Regions from separate parts of the Homo sapiens genome. Here region 2 is linked to region 1. Evidence: chromatin contacts called from ENCODE Hi-C or POLR2A ChIA-PET data. All regions are on one chromosome and are shown on one strand. The core of a region is the stretch at or near the end of the contact, and the rest is flanking DNA. Distances in the headings are between cores, read along the strand shown. Region 1 overlaps DSCAML1 (DS cell adhesion molecule like 1). Region 2 has its middle 13 kb from the start of DSCAML1.

Region 1 (5,467 bases), core at 1,714-4,213:
ATTGGTCTCTCCAGTGGGAAACTGCAAAGGGGTAGGGGTCCTCCTACACCAAGATGGCTTCCTTGTGGCACACTTCAAAATGCAGAAGGATCAGCTGTTACATGCGCCTTGGAGGCGGTGCCCCCAGCCTCCCCTCCCACCCTCCCATAGAGTGCAAGCCATGTTCTATTGCTCACGGCTGGAGGAGGGGGTTAAGATGGAAAGCAGATGTAGAGAATACAGCCCTAGGACCAGAGTCAAGAGACCTGCATTCTAGTCCCAGCTCTGCCCCCAGCTGTGTGATCTTGGAAAGTCACTTCTGCTCCCTGGCCTATTTCCTAGATCTGCAAAAGGAGGGATTGGTCCAGGGTATCCTCGGATTCCCTCATTCTAGGGTCCTGGAAGTGGCAGATCCCATCAAGGGCCCTCATGCCTTTAGCAGCAAACATTTATGGAGGGCCCCCTGCAACAGGCATGGTGCTGGATGCTGCAGATCCCGGGTGAATCAGAGACCATGCTGCCCTCAGGGTCCTCAGCAGGACAGTCAGTGCAAGGCGCATGGTATCAACAAAAATACTGTGAGAGCATGGAAAGGTGCGATTCATTCTGACAGGAAAATGGCCAAGAAGTTCTCCACGACATTTCAGCGGCGCCTCCAGGAGTGAGTGGGTCCCTGGCCCTGGCGACTCCTCCTCTCTGTGCTCCCAGACAGAGGCACCAGTTCTCCCACCCTCCTCAGCCAGCTACATCCTGCATTGCAGTGAGTGAGGATCAACAGGGGTTCCATTAGCAAGCAATTGGGTCACACCCCCATCGTCCTGATGGCATCCCTTAAATACCAGTGCTGTTCTGATTTATACATGCTTACAGATATATTTGTAGGAACTGAAACTGCTCATTTAAAATAGCAGATAAGCCAGGTGTGGTGGCTCACACCTGTAATCCCAGCACTTCGGAGGCCGAGGTGGGCGGATCACAAGGTCAGGAGAGGGAGACCACCCAGGCCAACATGTGAAAGCCTATCTCTATTAAATATACAAAAGTTAGCTGGGCGTGGTGGTGGGCGCCTGTAGTCCCAGCTACTCAGGAGGCTGAGGCAAGAGAATTGCTTGAACCCGGGAGGCTGGGGTTGCAGTGAGCTGAGATCATGCCACTGCACTCCAGCCTGGTGACAGAGCAAGACTCCATCTCAAAAAAAAAGAAAAAAAATAGCAGAAAACCCCCCAAATCCTTTCCATTTGATTTGAAGTGCACTTTGGGGGACAGAAAGTATGAATTCCTAATTCCATTTTGCTGAGTATCAAAATGAGGCGAGTCACGTGGAAGGATTGAATGACTATGAAGAGAGGAGGCCCTGAATAATCCTGGGAGATAATATTTACAAGGATAATCTGGACAGAGATCGTCAAAATCAGACTGTAGCAAAGACTCAGGCCATTCACTACTAACTGGGAATATTTTCGATGCCTTCAAGTCATGTTATAATCATAAGAGCTAATATGTATTGGACACTTGTCCTGTGCCAAGTATCATTCTGAGTACTTTCCTTGTATGATCCTATTGATCTCCCCAACAACTCTGTGAACTAGGTGGGTACTCCTGTTAAGCCATTTTACAGAAAAGGAGACTGAGTCACTTGCCCAGAGCCCATGCTCTATGCCACTATATTGCAGTTGAATATGCCACATCCTCTCTGTTCAAATGTAGCAAGCAACGTTCACAGCCGTTCAAAACCAACCCAAGTGTCCACTTCAACTTGGCACCTTAAAAAACAAAACCAACCAAAGTGGCTGAACACTTCAGGTGATGCACATGCCTGATTTTTCCTGACTTGGAACACAGAACAATTAGCAAAGCTGCCGGCAGCTACCCAGGCGCTGAGAACTTTGCTCTGAGGACTCAAAGGTCAAGACAGTAGTGATCTAGTTTTGTGCCGAGCAAGTGTTGATGCCAGACATCCTTGAAGGACTCTGGATTTGGGCAAACCTGGTGCCATGCAACTCCTTGATACAGGCCTGAATGCAGACAAACAAGCTTGCTTTGAGTTTTGCTTTGGGATTGGTTTTTTCCTCCTAAACATCCCATCTTGGGTAGACACTGGCTCCTGAGAAGCTGATAGGAAGGACTGTATCCCGGTGGTGGGGCTGGGTGGAGGCAGATGGGGAATCAGACCAAGAATCCCAGTGTCTGAGGATCTGGCACAAAAATGGAGCTAGAACAAAGACATCGTCCCTGCCCCTTGGGGCTAGAGCCCAAAGTTAGAGACCGGGAGATGAGGCAAGCATGAGTCAGTCATCTGAATGCAAGGGGACAGAAGCAGAAAAGAATTTAAATGTGTTTCTATTTTCTTAGTTCCCCGAGGATCCCTTAATATTGCACAGGGGGGTAGGAGAGGAGGGGGTGGGGAGTAGGAAAATCTCCACAAAGCAGACTTGGCCTTTGGCCGTGAGGAGATGACCCCCTGCAGGCCGTGTACAGGGGTACCAGGAAGCCTGCCCCCACAACTCCAAATGTCAGAGCTTCTTTTCTTTGGCCGAAAGCATTGTGCCTGTTAAAATGCAAATTTCTGGAGAAGAGCAACGCTAAAGTGAATCAGTCTTTCACACCAGGGTCTGATGGGGTCCATGATCACAAGGAATGTGGGAGTTGGAAAGGACTTCTGACATTCGTGGATTCAGCCTCCTCCCATTCTGTGGATGAAGATGCAGAGAGGGCAGGACAATGACCCAGGTCACAAAGCTAGGCGGGGATGGAGCCAGGCTCTCTCCAGGCCTAATCTGGTCAAGCGTGTCAGATGCTTCTGCTCCCCAAGGGCTCCGGGGCTGATGGGGGGAGGGCAGACCTGCACAGGGAGAGGGGTGGCTAGCAATGCAGAACGGAGGGTAATGGCGCTTGTGGCAGGGACTGGAGAAGAGAGAGCCGCGTAGGCCGGGCTAATCAGGGAAGGCATCCCCAAGGAGGTGGGGCTGCAGCTGAGCCTAGAAGGCTGGCAGGCGTTCAGATTTGGATGGGCAGGGGATTCTTGCGGAGCGAGATGAGGTCAGACCACGAAGCCTAAACTGTCAGATTTAGACATTGGCTAGTGTTCTATAGGTGAAGGGGAGCTGAGGAAGGATCTTGAGCAGAGGGGTACAAGCCATGTTTAAGACCTGCCTGGCAGAGGAGTGTGCAGGGAGGACTTGGAAGGGGGAACACCAGAGGCAAGGGGTCTTCAGTGCAAGTGGCTGGTAAGGGAAGCTGCACTGACAATGGGTAGGGAAGAAGAGGCCAGGGGAGAGGGTCCCAGACCTGTCCAGGCCCCGCCCATCAGCATGCGGAGGGGAAAGGCCATGGTTTCTTGAACTAGATAACCACCTGGTTACTGGGTGACCTTGCATAAATGTCTTCACCTCTCTGGGCCTCAATGTTCTCATCTCTAAAATGGGAATGCTAGTGCTACAATAATAATAATAATAATAATAATAATATCCCTGTCTCCTATGCCACATTGTGAGAATAAAATGGGATCATGTTATGAAAACACTTTGAAAGCATGAAGTGCTGTTAGCATTCTTTTGTCCTCTTTCCCTCTTGGAAATCAATACTGAAATCATTCCATGTTTCTCCCACTCAGGCTTCTTGTGCTTCAACTTTATTTACTTCAGGGCACAGCCTGAGAACTGAGGGGTCAATATCCCTACGCAGACACCACAGCCCGTGGACTGGGGCACACAGTAGGAGCACTCAGGCCCAGCCTTCCCCGGAGCTGGAGGGGCCCGGCTTCCTGGCAGGGCCCTGCGGATATTCCCCTCTCCCTTACAGCCTGGCACTCTCTGGTTTGCACTTGGCAGGCCTGAGGGTCCCCTTCACTGTCCATCCAAGCATGAGTAACTCTCTCTCTTTCTCCCCCATGCTTACCCAGGCATCCTTAGGCATAAGCATTTAATTTATTTATATTTATGAAACCTCCAACTAGGTCAATGCACTTTTATGCACATCTTGACAATTATTGATACTGTGAGCGGAAGAAGAGGACCATGTGGGCTGGAGGAACCGGCTTATCCCTCTCTCAACCAGCCAAGATCCTTGGAGACCCAGTAAGGGGAAAGTGCCTTTTTGGTGTGCTAGTTGCTGAGTTGGTATCCAAGCCTGCCTTCCCCAGCCACAGCTCAGCACTTCTCCAAAGGAATAGAGAACAGTTTTGTGGGTTCAAACCATACCACATCCCAGGTCCCTCTGGACTTGTAAATGGCTACAGAGCCCAACATCCACAAAGCAGCAGCTGAAATAAAATTAGACACCAGGTCCAGAAGAAACCAGGCTGATTCTGACAATAAATGAAACTTAACATTTCTTTTCTGCGAGTCCCAGATACCCTTCTTGTCCCCTGAACTCATTCCTGTGTCCTCAAATGCATGTCCCTTACTTTCAGAGAATGCGCATCCGATGATCATGGGATCTCTGGCCCTGTGAGAACTGTGGTGTGCTCCTTACAGGAAGCTGTGCCTAGGGATCTGGTATGGGTCTTTAAATATAGGCAGAAGTGAATTTTGAGGAGATAGGATGAGATCAGGGACAAGAAGCATTTCTGGAAATGAAGGTAGAATCTGTGTAAACAATTGAGTAAATTTGCTGATATTGGTTTCTAGAAGGGCGTGCATGGACTTTGGGTTAGAAACTCTGAGCTTAAATCGTGGCTTCATCACTTACCAGCTGCATGACCTTAATCAAGTTAACATTTCTAAGCCTCAGTTGCTTCATCTATAAAACGGGGATAATAATAGTCCCTGACTCAGAGGTGTCTTGAGAATGAGAAGAGATAACATATGCATGTAAAAGTAACGCATGGATCTTACCTGTGTTCATCACAATGCTTAATGTTCAGATGCATTGTACTAAGTGAAAGAAGCCAGACTTGAATGGCTACTCACTGTATCATTTCATAAATATAGTGTTCTAGAAAAGCCAAAACTGAAGGTAAAGGAAACAGATCAGTGGTTGCCAGGAGCTGGGGTTGGGGAGAGGGGCCGACAACAGGGACACGAAGGGGTTTGGCAGGGGATGGAACTGTTCTGTATCTTGATTGCGGTGGTGGTATGTCAGACCTTTCAGAATTGTACACTAAAATGGGTGAGATTTACTATATGCAAATTCTATCTCAATAAATCTGACCCCTCCATAAAAAAGACATAATACATTCATGTAAAAGCCTTAATGCATGGTGTTTACTAGATAATTACACTTTGATAGTGAGCAGGTGATCCATGGTAACTTATATTATTATCATTACCGTGGGGAGACCCTTCCTGCCTCAAAGTGCACAGGCACGGCAATTTTTCACAGGGGCAAAAGGGCCACAGTGCTCCTCAAAGGAGGAGGCTTCGGCTCAGTGACCTGCAGCGGTCCCTTCCAGCCTATGACATTTGTTGAAAACATTCTACCTCGTTGGCTCACCAAGTCATTTTTGCATAAGAATGACTGCGAGGTTTTGTTCTGGCTTGAACACCTT
Region 2 (5,467 bases), core at 1,599-4,098, 230 kb before region 1:
CAGTCCAAGTGAAGCGAAGAGAGGCTGGGATGACGGGTGCAAAGGAATAGTAAAGAAAGCACGTTTGAGATCCAGAACAGAATAATGGATTGTGGAGGGAGGTATTGCGGATAGGAGAGTATATGGGTTTGGCACCATGGGGTGGATAGGCAAAACAATTTGGTTGATAAGGCATAGATCCTGAACTAACTTGTAAGGCTTGTCTGGTTTTAGGACAGGTAAAATGGGGGAATTGTAAGGAGAGTTTATAGGCTTTAAAAGGCCATGCTGTAGCAGGCGAGTGATAACAGGCATTAATCCTTTCAAAGCTTGCTGTGGGATGGGATATTGGCATTGAGTGGGGTAAGGGTGATTAGGTTTTAATGAGATGGTAAGGGGTGCATGATTGGTCGCCAAGGAGGGAGTAGAGGTCTCTTGTGGGTTAAGGTGGGGGAATACAAGAGGAGGACGCAAAGGAGGCTTTGGATTGGGAAGAAGGGCAGCAATGAGATGCAGCTGTAATCCAGGAATAGTCAGGGAAGCAGATAATTTGGTTAAAATATCTCGGCCTAATAAGGGAACTGGGCAGGTGGAGATAACTAAAAAAGAGTGCATAAAAGAGTGTTGTCTAAGTTGGCACCAGAGTTGGGGAGTTTTAAGAGGTTTAGAAGTCTGGCTGTCAATACGCACAGCAGTTATGGAGGCAAGGGAAACAGGCCTTTGAAAAGAAGGTAATGTGGAGTGGGTAGCCTCCGTATTGATTAAGAAGGGGATGGACTTACACTCCACTGTGAGAGTTACTTAAAGCTCGGCATCCGCGATGGTCTACGGGGCTTCCAAGGCAATCAGGCAGCCTCAGTCTTCAGCTGCTAAGCCGAGAAGGAGTCAGTCAGGGAGCCTTGGGCCAGAGTTCCAGGGGCTCTGGGAGTGGCTGCCAGGTGAGTTGAACAGTCCGATTTCCAGTGGGGTCCCGCGCAGATGGGACACGGCTTAGGAGGAATCCTGGGCTGCAGGCATTCCTTGGCCTGGTGTCCAGATTTCTAGCACTTGTAGTAAGCTCCTGGGGGAGGAGGTTCTGGAGGAACGCCTGGCCGCTGCAGTTCAGGCGTTTGGAAGTTCTTGTGTGCTGGAGATGTAGCTGGGGTTTGTCTCACAGTGGAGGTAAGGAATTGCAACTTTTTTTATTATTGTACACCTTGAAGGTGAGGTTAATTAAGTCCTGTTGTGGGGTTTGAGGGCCAGATTCTAATTTTTGGAGTTTTATTTAATGTCGGGAGCAGATTGGGTAATAAAATGTATATTGAGAATAAGATGGCCTTTTGACCTTTTAGGGTCTAGGGCTGTAAAGCTTCTCAGGGTTGCTGCCGAACGAGCCATGAACTCGGCTGGGGTTTTATATTTGATGAAAAAGAGCCTAAACGCTATCTGATTTGGGATAAAGAAAAAGGAGCATTAACCTTGACTATGCCTTTAGCTCCAGCCACCTTTTTAAGAGTAAATTGCTGGGCAGGTGGGGGAGGGCTAGTCACAGAACGAAACTGTAAGTCAGACCGGGTGTGAGGAGGAGAGGCGATAAAAAGATTACAGGGTGGAGGAGCGGAGGCTGAGGAAGAAATGGGACCTAGCTTGGTCTGGCGAGGAGGGGAGAGGTCAGATGGGTCTGTAGAAAAGGAAGATTAGAAAGACTCAGCGACGCTTGGGGTTGGGACTGAGGGGACAGGCGGGAGGGAAAGAAGGAAGATTTGGGACGAGTTGCACTGGGCACAGAGACTAGGAAGGGACTGATGTGTAAAAGAATGCGTGGACGTCAGGCACCTCAGATCATTTGCCCATTTTACGACAAGAATTATTTAGCTCTTGTAGGATGGAAAAATTGAAAGAGCTGTTTTCCGGCTATTTGGAACTACTGTCGAGTTTGTATTGGGGTCAAGCGGCATTGCAGAAGAAAATAAGACACTTTGATTTTAGGTCAGGTGAGAGTTGAAGAGGTTTTAAGTTCTTAAGGATACAGGCTAAGGGAGAAGAAGGAGGAATGGAAGGTGGAAGCTTGCCCATAGTGAAGGAGGCAAGCCTAGAGAAAAGAGTAGAGATACGGAGAAGGGGGTGGGGGTTTCTTGCCCTCCAGAAAAGCAGAGAAAGGGTTGGGGCACGGAAATAAGGGATTGGGGCACAGAGATAAGAGGTCGGGGTGCGGAAATAAGGGATTGGGACACAGAGATAAGAGGTCGGGGTGCGGAAATAAGGGATTGGGGGTTCTTGCCCCCTAGAAAAGCGGGACTTGCCACTAAGGGTGAAGGAGAAGGGGTTGAGGGGTACTTGCCCCTCCCCCAGAGGGCGCTGGAGTTTTGAGTCCACGGAGTTTTGGGTCCACGGAGTTTGGGTCCACGGAGTTTTGGGTCCACGTGTCTCCTTTGTCTCTATCAGAAAATGAAAGGAATTGAAATTAAGAGAAGGGAGAGATTGAAGTGTGGCGCCAAGATTGAAATGTGAATATGTATGTATGTGAATGTGTGTATGTGTGTGCGAATGTGTAAGTGAGTGTGTGAATGTGTGTGAGTGTGAATGTGTGTGAAAATATTTGAATATGTGTGAGTGTGGGAATGTGTGTATGTGAATGTGTGTATGAGTGTGTGTGAATGTGTGAGTGTGTGAATGTGTGTATGTGAATATGCGTGTGTGTGAATGTGTGAATGTGTGTGTGAGTGTGTGGGTGTGTGTGTGTAAGAGTATGTGAATGTGTAAGTGAGTGTGAGTGTGTATGTGACTGTGTGAGTTTGTGTGTGTTGTGCGTTGCTAGTTGAGCTGGAACTGGGGAGGAGCAGAGCAACCCAGGAGGGTTGCGTGGGTGGACCTAGCATCTGGAGCGCTGCGCGGCGATTCAGCCTCCTCAGCTGAGAATCAGAGGTCTGTTTTGGAGGACACCATTGGTCCCCTCCAGTAGTTCTTAGAGGCTGGCAAGGACACAGGCTGGGGCAGGGAGTGAGCCCAGCCTCCGGCTTCACTGCGAGACATGACTGGGGTGAAGGGCAGGACCTGTGTAGTGGAGAATTTGAGTGGCCGCCGTCTATGTTGTACTGCACAGCAGCCTGCGGCGCCACCATCCTGTCCTGTGGCACTAGGGGGAGGCAGACACCAGGTTCCCAGTGCGGAGGCCTGGAGCTTCCTTCCGCGGAGGACCGCAGAGACACATCCAGTAGTGGGCCAGGGAGGCGGGTTGTCCTCTCCAGCCATCAGAGCCACGCCCAAGGAGTCAGGCACAGCGGGGAGGAGGGCTCCCCTCCCTTCCCACAGCTCCCACCCTTCCCACACTGCACTTTCCAGGAGTGCAGACGCGGCAGCTGGCCTCCCAGGACCTGCCCCACCCTGGAGGTCTGCACTGAGCCCCTTCGCCAAATGAGGCAAGACTTCTCCTGAGCCTGGGGTCTCAGGGCAAACTCCTGAGGTCGCCTCTCCTAAATCTGAGGCATTCCCAACGGATCTGGAAGATTCATTCTCTCTGGATGGATTTTTCCTCCTCTCAAGCTTCGCAGTGGAAATGATATGAAGCAGGGGCGGGGCAGTGACGGAGCTGCTAGAGCAGGGTAGACAGGCGTGGGCGTGAGCTTGGCTCGGTCACTGACCACCTGGGCAGCCCTGGGGAAGTCCTTTAGTGTCTCGGAGCCTCAGTTTTCTCATCTGTGAGATGGGGTTTGTGATATCCAACTCATTAAAGAGATTGAACGAGATCATGTGTGTAAATGAGATATGTACGCCACAAAGTGCTGCGAACATGTAAAGTGGGTGAGGGATGAAGCAGTGTTCACCAAGGCTTCTGCTGGGCTGGGTGATTGCGTGTTTTTCAGCCATTTATTATTCAGCAAATTTTTGTTGACTATCAAGTATGTGCCAGACACTGTATTAGTGTTTTTGACAAGCTTAAGTGGATAGTGTTTATGAAACTACAGAACATAAACCTTCTAGTTTATCTTCTAGTTCAGGATTTCCCAAATGCCAGCCCCAAGACCTATGCTAAGCTTCTTACATCCAAATACTGGGAAACAGAAAATACAGATCCCGGATTCTGTAGTCTGGGATCTCTCTCTCCTTCACCTCACCTGTGCCTGTGTGCATGTGTAGTTGTGTGGTTTCGGAGCCACTGAGACCCAGAGATGGCAAATGCTCTCAGGGGATAGCATGTCGCATGCCAGGGGCTTCGGGCATGCGCCTATTATCTTTTCCAGAGGGGCAGGGACAGCCCAGCCATGGTCTCAGGACTCCTCCTAAAGGTTTGACCCATAGGAATGTGTCGGCAGATTGCCCAGAATATAGAGTCCGAAGGCCTTCTAATTCTATATTTTGTCACTTAATGGCTCTGTCATTTAGTGCCTGCATAATTTTTAGCAAGTCACTCTCTTTCTGAAGCCTCAATTTCCTCATCTGTAACATGCGGATATTGATGTCTGTCTTGCTGTGGTATCTTCATGTGAGCATACTTTGAAAACTGCAGGCCGGGCGCGGTAGCTCACGCCTGTAATCGCACCACTTTGGGAAGCCTAGGCGGGCGGATCACGAGGTCAGGAGTTCAGGACCAGCCTGGCCTACAAAGTGAAACCCCATCTCTACTAAAAATGCAAAAATTAGCTGGGTGTGGTGGCATGCACCTGTAGTCCCAGCTACTCGGGAGGCTGAGGTGGGAGAATCATTTGAACCCAGGAGGTGGAGGTTGCAGTGAGCCGAGACCACGCCTTTGCACTCTAGCCTGGGTGAAAACTGCAAAGCTCCAATTTTTAACTCCGACGAAAGCCAGAACCAGACTGAGTTTTCAAAGGAGAAACCCTTCAGGCTGAATTTTCTTCCACTTCTTCCAAGTCCAGCTGTATCTAATATTGAAAGATAATCTCCATGGAGGAGCCCCCATCCCGCCCAAAGGTTTCTCATACTCAGTCTTTGGGCGACACCTGCTGGCCATGGCAGGTACTGTGACCTTCTCTAGCTAAACAACTCTGCGGAGAAAACTTGCCCATCTCCTTAGACATTCACAGCCACGCTGCAGGGTCGGTGTTCTGTTCCCACTTCCACAGACCAAAAAGGTGAGACTTGGTCCTCCCAGCTCATGAGAAGTGCGGTGAATCTCTGACTCCAGGTTCTTGGCTCCATCTCATCCCTTCTTGCTCTTAGGCTGGGCGGAGTGGGGAGTCATTTCCTCCCAGGCAGAGGAGATCTCCCACCCCCCAAATCATTCTGAAGTAGGTACTGGGATTTGGGGCAAGGCCAGGGTTGGAGCCTAGGACAGGCCTGGTCAAGAAAGACTCATCCTTGTGTCAACAACCCCACCAGGCAGACCACCACATCCAGTTCCCCATCTGCAGAGCAACTAGACTGATGGCAGGGGCTTCAGCGATAAAAATTCACTCTGAGGAGGCAGAGAGATGCCATTTGGTCAGGCTGTGTGGTGAGGAGCTGGGGACAGGCTACCCGCTGAGCCTGTTGCCTCTGTGCCCACTGTGTG

What was found. Hi-C counts contacts between places; a loop is a spot of excess contacts on that map. ChIA-PET counts read pairs that join two places held with the same protein, here RNA polymerase II (POLR2A).
Region 2: a map of DLD1 shows a loop between it and region 1 (3-fold over the local background). The contact joins two enhancer-like sites. A Hi-C loop is called at or near these places in 1 of 168 maps with a recorded cell type or tissue (DLD1). POLR2A ChIA-PET finds 5 or more read pairs at or near these places in 1 of 52 experiments (WTC11).

What each region holds. Positions count from the first base shown.
Region 1 is chr11:117,580,972-117,586,438 of GRCh38, reverse strand. All of the region lies in intron 3 of DSCAML1 (DS cell adhesion molecule like 1), which reads left to right. Among named protein-coding and RNA genes, the nearest start is that of DSCAML1, 210 kb to the left of the region's middle. Within about 2 kb of position 2,963, at least 2 of the 41 ENCODE cell types and tissues checked have a DNase peak (open chromatin) inside an H3K27ac peak, as active enhancers do.
Region 2 is chr11:117,807,117-117,812,583 of GRCh38, reverse strand. It overlaps a transcript of DSCAML1 not described here. Among named protein-coding and RNA genes, the nearest start is that of DSCAML1, 13 kb to the right of the region's middle. RefSeq lists enhancers at 3,009-3,058, 3,109-3,178. Within about 2 kb of position 2,848, at least 9 of the 41 ENCODE cell types and tissues checked have a DNase peak (open chromatin) inside an H3K27ac peak, as active enhancers do.